Regions from separate parts of the Homo sapiens genome. Here region 2 is linked to region 1. Evidence: chromatin contacts called from ENCODE Hi-C or POLR2A ChIA-PET data. All regions are on one chromosome and are shown on one strand. Each heading gives the region's core, a stretch centred on a gene start or an enhancer-like site at or near the end of the contact. The rest is flanking DNA. Distances are from core to core; before and after follow the strand shown.

What was found. Hi-C counts contacts between places; a loop is a spot of excess contacts on that map. ChIA-PET counts read pairs that join two places held with the same protein, here RNA polymerase II (POLR2A). Pooled maps may share reads with other maps.
Region 2: a loop to region 1 is called in a map of mammary epithelial cell, with 3 times the contacts of the local background. The contact joins the enhancer-like site here to the promoter of LINC02295 in region 1. A Hi-C loop is called at or near these places in 1 of 168 maps with a recorded cell type or tissue (mammary epithelial cell) and 4 of 50 pooled maps. POLR2A ChIA-PET finds 5 or more read pairs at or near these places in 2 of 52 experiments (MCF 10A and activated CD4-positive, alpha-beta T cell).

What each region holds. Positions count from the first base shown.
Region 1 is chr14:98,134,340-98,138,030 of GRCh38, forward strand. It overlaps LINC02295 (long intergenic non-protein coding RNA 2295), which reads left to right and starts at 1,648. Exons shown (of 3, transcript NR_184268.1): 1 at 1,648-1,858. All of the region lies in intron 1 of LOC105370655 (a long non-coding RNA gene), which reads right to left.
Region 2 is chr14:98,496,412-98,500,166 of GRCh38, forward strand. No RefSeq gene overlaps it. Among named protein-coding and RNA genes, the nearest start is that of LINC02914, 210 kb to the right of the region's middle. Within about 2 kb of position 1,905, at least 2 of the 41 ENCODE cell types and tissues checked have a DNase peak (open chromatin) inside an H3K27ac peak, as active enhancers do; they include mammary epithelial cell, where a contact is called at or near this core.

The DNA of each region.
Region 1 (3,691 bases), core at 398-2,897:
CTGTTGTCTTTACTGTACTTTGCTTTAACCAACCTGGAAGGACAACATCACCACACCTGTCTTGCAGAAGAGAAAACTGAGGCCCAGAAGGCTAATGGGATTTGTGCACAGCTACTAACAATTGTCCACCTAATGATTTGAATTCAGATAGCTTCTTTAATGCTCTTCAACACAACTTCCTCACTCTAAGTCAAATGTGAGCAGCATTAAAAGAAAATAAAAGTACAGTATTGTACAGAAAGCAACATACGTCATTCATGGCTGTGTGTGTCCATAAATATGTGTGTGTATATATATATGCATGTATATATGTATCTATATGTATGATAAAAAATAAAAATAACAACTACAACAACAAAAAAACAGAACATGGAAGTAAAAAAAGAGAGTGATTTTCCAGCAGGTTCCTGCAGAGCCCTTCTCTTGATTCCTGAGAGGTTCAATTAACGGATGCAAGTCATAAAACAGTGCATTTTCTCTCTGCTATGATGCATTGTTTTTAATCTCACTGCCTTGTATTATATCACATTCCTATAATTCTTCCGACAGGAAAAGGCTTGTTTCATAAAAATATAGTCCCCAGCATTTGAAATATAAGTTCACATGCAAGCAACATATATATCACCAAGCTGGCAAACTAACTCACTTACTTAATCCACTAAACTTCAGGTGCTTTCTATATTATGTGAAATGGCTTGAAACAGGCAGAAGCTGCCAGGACCCATCACGGCTTCTTTGCTCAAGAGAGACAAGAGGAGAAGGGGAGAAGGGAGCGGGGGGAGTGGAAATTCCCTCAGTGGATTCCACAATAACATGCCTTTCATTATCACCCAGTGTCAGGACACTGGGTAATGTTCATTGTGCATGCACAATAAATTACTATTTACCTGGCAGTGCTTTTGATAAGCTCGTCTCCTCACCCCCTTTCTGTCCATGCAGCACAGAGCAGCGAAACCCCTTTGCCTATAATTCTTATTAAGGTGATACCTTTTCTGAATAAGAAAGTACACACTTCCAAAGCTGGCACTCTCTGGGGTTTTTAAGGGACATTGTTTTTATTGGTTCCCTTTTATTTCTTCCACCCCACTGTGTTTTAATGCTATAGTGACTTCTGTGTATACAACTCTCATATTGAAATGTCGGCTGCAGATATATGCAATATTAAAGAGCGCTTATGAATTTTTGACATCTAATTAGTCGCTACCCTGTTAACATGTCAGGACTCAGAGGGATTAGGGAGGCAGCCCTTTCTGAATAAGTTACAGTGAGGCTCCTGTCCTTTTCATGTATTATTCTTTAATGTAGGTGGTGATTATTTGGCTGTGATTAATTGATGAAGCCCATTGGTCTGGCAAGTGGTGCCGAATTCACCATTCCTCACTTTTATTTCTCTCAGTAGGGTTCTGCCACTTAATCGGAAGGACCTGCTTCCTTCCAGGCAATCTCTCTGTGCAGCGTTCTGGGGCAGAGGGACTGTTCTGGGTGACCCACCTAGACCCTTTCACAGCTCTTGGCTCCCTGGTCAGCAGTGGGTTTTGCATCCTGTCTTCTTGGACAAGCCCTGTGCCCTGTGCCCCCTGGCCAGGCATGTCTGAAATGCAGTGGCACCCCCTATACAAAGGCTTCCTGTTGCTCCCCTTTTCTCTCATATCTGATTTTCGAGCCTTGCTTTCTGGTACCTTTAACACCTGTAGCTCCCTGCCTGGCTCAGTTTACTTCTGGGTTCAGCTGCCTGCCAAGACGCCAGGTGACAATCGGGGCTCTCCAAGGCCGCTCCTGCCATTGTCTCCAGCTGTGGGGCCCAAGAAACCACACACGTGAGATGCACAGTCTGATATGGCCGGCTCTGCCCCTCTGGGTAAGTGATACCAAGCTCTAAAAAAAGGCAACAATGAGAAGCGGATGTTGGGGAGAGGGGACCTGCTGGCTGCTGCTTTTGGGCACTGCCCCATGGGTGTCAAACACCCTGCTGTGTGCAGGCAGCTTCCGCCTCCTAGGAACTCTATGCCCACACAGTCCTCCCAGAAGCTCCTGTCCCAGCTCCCTGGGCTCCCACGGAGGAATCCTCTTTCACAGTGGGTTCTTAGGAATGTCAGATCTGATAGTCTTGGATTTGAAGCTGGGCAAGATTTTTAACATTTTAGATAAAGCAAGCAGGGAAATGATTTGTGAGTATAGCTCTGTGTTTAAGCACAGGGAGAGGGAGGTGTTTTCTGCTTCACCGCATGACTCCCCTTCCATACACCCACATGTGCATGCAGGCACACACATGTATACACACAGGTGCATGCATCCATACACACAGACCCACACATGTACACATACAGGCCCACACACACCCATAGATAGACACACACACTCCCAGGTACACATGCAGGTGCACACACCCATGCACACACAGGCATACACAGGTACACACACAGACACACACTCTCTCTCCCACAGCTTTCTAGACAAAGGCTCTGCCATCAGACTTTCGTACCCTGGCCTCCTGGTTTTATGAACAAATAATTCCTTTTTTTGCAAAGCAGAATTCCCCGCCCCCATTATAAACTCCCACCATTCAAATCTATAATTGGGGGAGTAACAGAGCTGTGGCCGACTTATCTTTTTAAATGCACCGACCCTGGACGAGCCATCCTAAAAATGTGTAATTATAAATAAACCTTCACCTATGTCAGCTGGCAGGGTTTTTAATTACTGCACTTGATGTCAATCAAGGCCAGCTCTGGGTATGCATGTTAGGGGGCAATTTCAGAGGAATTTTGCGGACATAAGCTGTTTGCCTTATTCTATTATCTGCATTTAAAAGGGGAGAGGAGGAGATAAGGCGACAGCCAGGAGGGGAGAGAGAAAGAGCAGCTCATGGAAAGAAAATGGTGGGGGAGGCATTTTACCGAGGCTGCAGCATCCTGCTGGGGCTGGGGAGGGCAGATACTGGACATCTCTCCTAACCCAGGGCCCCACACTGCTGGCCCCCTCTTTGTCTCCCAACCCTTTCTTGCAGGAAGATAAGGAGGGAGATGGGAGTGAGGTGTATATTTGCTGATGGAAGGGGGTGGAGGGGGCCCCTGCTAATCATGTGGGGACAAGGCGGGGATGAGGGTGGGGGTAGGATGAGGGTGGGGGTAGGATGAGGCAGGGAAGGAGAAGATCAGGAAGAGCAAGAAGTGTTGGGGGGAAGCGCTAAAAGGAAAAAAAATCAATTGATGCATATTCACTTTCTCCTCCACTGCGGATTCTATCCGAAGGAAACACTGAACTTTGTAGTGTTAGCAGCAGCTGAAATTTAGAATTATTGTTTCCTTCTAACAGAAGACTCATTTTCCACGGCCGCATTTGCAGCATAATAAGCTTTTTGTTATTTTTTCAATTAGAGTCAATTGACCTAACAAAATGCTTGGCAATTAAGTGATTTTTGTAATGGTCCGGGGGTAATTTAGTCGAGCTTGTCAGCTGTGTTTCATGAAGCCAGGCTGTCTTTTTTTTTTCCCCACTGCCTCTCTCTCTCTCCCTCTCTCTCCCTCTCTCTCTCTCTCTCTCTCTCTCCTCTCTCTCGAGCATAATGGCTCATAATTTCGAAATCTTTTCCTTCTGTTTCCCTCACAATAATTCGCAATTACAGGAAGTTGTTGGAGGTGATTTTTTTTTCTACCTTGCCTTTTGAGTCAGTAATTTTAAATAAAATGTA
Region 2 (3,755 bases), core at 655-3,154, 360 kb after region 1:
TACCCTACAAAATGAAATGCTGATCTATGAGTAAAGAAATCAGAACCATATGGCTTTTCCTCCCTTAATAGACATATGGGCTTTACAAAATAAGGAGAAACATACTTGGCAAGATGCATCTCAAATTTTACTCAAACCACAAAACTTTAAAAATATCGTAACATGTCTAATGAACCCAAAATGTGTCCTTGTTCACCCAAATTAATCTAACACCATTCTAGTAAACATTTATACCTACTATGTGCCAGGCACATAAACACACACACACACACACGTTGAGAGCAGGAGATGTGAATGGATGCAAGCGTGTAGTGCAAAATAATGTATTGATACACGTTTGTGGGATATACCATGAGAACTCAGAGGAGAAAGAAATAAATTGTGTCCCAGAGTAGAGCATTGGTCTAAGAAGGCTGCTAAGAAGAGGTGACGGCTGAGCGCAGTGGCTCACGCCTCTAATCCCAGCACTTTGGGAGGCCAAGGTGGGTGGATCTGCTCAGGTCAGGAGTTTGAGACCAGCCTGGCCAACATGGTTAATACCTTCCCTTCCTTCCTTCCCTGTTAATACAAAAATTAGCCGGGCATGGTGGCATGTGCCTATAATCCCAGCTACTCAGGAGGCTGAGGTAGGAGAATCACTTGGACCCATGAGGTGGAGGTTGCAGTGAGCAGAGATTGTGACATCGAACTCCAGCCTGGGTGACAGAGCGAAGAGGTAACATTTGCATCAGGCCTCTTTGGAAAAGTCAGAGCCTTCTAGGCAAGAAAGGAGAGGGAGAAAGTTGCCGGCCAAGTGATGAATAGGAATAAAAGTCCTAAAAATACAGGTAAGTGATGAATCCAAGGAGTTTTCCAGGAAGCTGCAGCCTAGCGAGCTGGAGCAGATACAGGAGAACATCGGCAGGAGAGGAGACTGACGTGGTTGGCTATCTGTGGGAAATAACAACTTCTTTATTAATCATGAAATAATATATACTGATGGATTTTTTTAAGATAGAAGAGTGAAAAATGATGTGTTAAGTTGAAAGTACCTCCTCAATCCTCCCTTCCCAGCCAAAATTTTGTTGAGGAGGAAACAACAGTTCCCTGGGTAAAAAGTTCTACACAGGTGTCATAGAAGATGTGTGTGTGTGTGTGTGTGTGTGTGTGTGTGTGTGTGCATGCACGCTTACAGATATAAACCTTATTATATTTAATGTTGTGAGGGGATGTTTAAGCACAGGTGTGACATAATCAGAGATGTACTGTAGAAAATTCTCAAGGGTCTCAAAAGCCACTGAACAAACAACACACAGGAGCTTGGGTGGAGACTCGCGGGGCACTGCAGGAATGTCTGGTTCTGTTAAGCCCTGTCCTTGGTGCTTGTAATAGCTTTCTCAGACCCAGAGTTTTATGAAATGTCTCTTACTCGTCTTTTTTTTCCTGCTGTGCTATTTACTTTCATTCATAGAGTAGCTTCAGTTCAATAAATGATGTGTTTGCCATCAGAACAATTTGATTCTCGTTCTAATTATAGCAACAAGCTGCTTCCCCTAAGCATATTATGGGTGTTTCATTATTTTAAATTGTTATCTTCCATATTAATTACAGAAACAGTTGATCTTTTCTGATAAGCAGGCAGCTGCAAATTCCCTTTTTATGTCTCATTGTAATAGGTGAAGCATCAGGTAAAAATTAAATCAAATCCTAATGCAAGACATGCTGAAAGCACATTTGGGTTGCAATCCATTGCCTCCATTTGGCTGGGACTTGCTGTTTTCCAGAGGCACAGAGCTGCCTGGCTCAGCCCTCAGGCAGGACACACCCTCCAGCTAGCTTGGTGCTGCTGACCAAGATCTCATAAAAGCCTCCTCCCCAAGGAAAATGAATAATTGATACAAGGAGTAAATCACCTCCTGAAATGGGGAAGGCCAGAGAGACAAATGACTCCCTGTTTTGACCCATAATTGGGGCTGTCACTCACTGGAAGGAGAGGGCAGGGTGGTGGGACATCGGTGTTCTGGGAAAGCCACTCCCTGCAAGGAGAGAGGCCAAAGGCTCAAGTGACTCAGCTTAGATGTTCCTGATTATGATCAGAAGTGGGGACAGGTGGGGCCATCCCAATTCAGATCCCAGAAGCTTGAATTGCCCAGACACGTCTCCAGCCTTCCCCTTCCTGGTGAGGACTGGTCACGTGTCAAGGCCAGCCTCAGGGGCAAACGCAACATGCTTCTGAAGTAGTGGCCTTTATTTGATGTGGAGTGAGCCGGGCCATTGTTCGCCCTGCACTTCCACCTCTGACTTATTTATGTGTACTCCATCTCAAGGTGTTGAAACCAGATACCAGAAAGGTAGGAGAGAGGAAGAAAAGAAAAAGGACAGACACAGAAAGATGTAGAAAAAATAGAAAGATGAAAGGAGGAAGGAAGGAAGGAAGGAAGGAAGGAAGGAAGGAAGGAAGGAAGGAAGGAAAGAAGGGAGGGAGGGCGGGCAGGCGAAGGGAGGGGAGAGAAGAAGAAATCCTATAATACAATGGGATGAAGAATAGATAAAGAAGGCAAAGTGAAGGAAGACAGACAGGAGATTAGTGAAATAAACAGAGAGAAAAATTAGTTCACAGAAACATATGATAGTACTTCATAATTGTTAAAGTTGAGTTAAAAAATTAACTCTGAGCTCTCTAGTAGCTAAAGTAAAGAAGAAAACAATCAGTTGTGAGAACCAGATAGGAAATATATAACAGAAGTCACCCAGAAGAATTCAAGTCTAAAATAAATTTATTAAAGATGTCCTCATAAAAAGGTGTGAGTTGTGAGTAGAATCAATGATATCCCCAACTGTCAATTCTACAAGATAAGCCTATTTCTTAACACACCTATGTCAAGCAGAGGTTGTAATGCAACGTTCAGCTACATTAAAGGGCTTCCATGAGGAAAATGCTGCAGAACCCTTAGTGGTCTGAATTAATTTGACTTTGAATAAAGATGAAGTCCAGGAGGCGTTTGTGGACCATTTGAGATACTTCTGCTGCGTAGAATCACCAGAACATGCAAAAGAGATTCATGGAAAAGCCTGCACTTCAGCGTCTTTGGAGAGCAATGGGAGAATACCTTAGTTCAATGTCAGTGTGTATGACATGGTGTATGTATTAGTTCAGTGTGTATGTATTAGTCAGTGTGTATGTATTAGTTCAATGTCAGGAAAGCAATGAAAAATATTCTTCCTGCATAATGTGAATAAGCCCTCACTCTGCTGCAACGCTTTACAGTCTAGCTGCAGTGCTGTTCAAATGAACTTTCAGTGATGATGGAAATGTTCTATATCTGTATTGTCCAATCTGGCAGCCACATGTGACAACTGAGCACTTGAAATGTGGCCAGTGCAATGGAGAAACTGAGTTTCTAATTTCATTTAATTTTGACTTAAAAGTGTTTAAAAAGCCATGCGTGACTAGTGACTACCATATTGAATAGCACAGGAATTCACTTTCTCCACTGCACTGTGGTTTTTCCTACTGTCTGCTTCCCCTTCCTGTGTGGACAGGGTTTACTCTACTCATAATTCAAAGACAAACACACAGTGGGAACCAGGGGAGAACTCATTCTGAGGGAAGCCTGGTGAAAGAACAGGAGTCGGGGTCACCAGAGCCAGGTTCAAATCTTGACTCTTAAAGACCTTCAACTTAGAAGATCACTTCCCTGAGCCTCAGTTTCCCTATCTTTTAAATAAGGAAAGTAATCCCTAATTTCCTAAAAGCAGGTGGAGATACAGTTGTA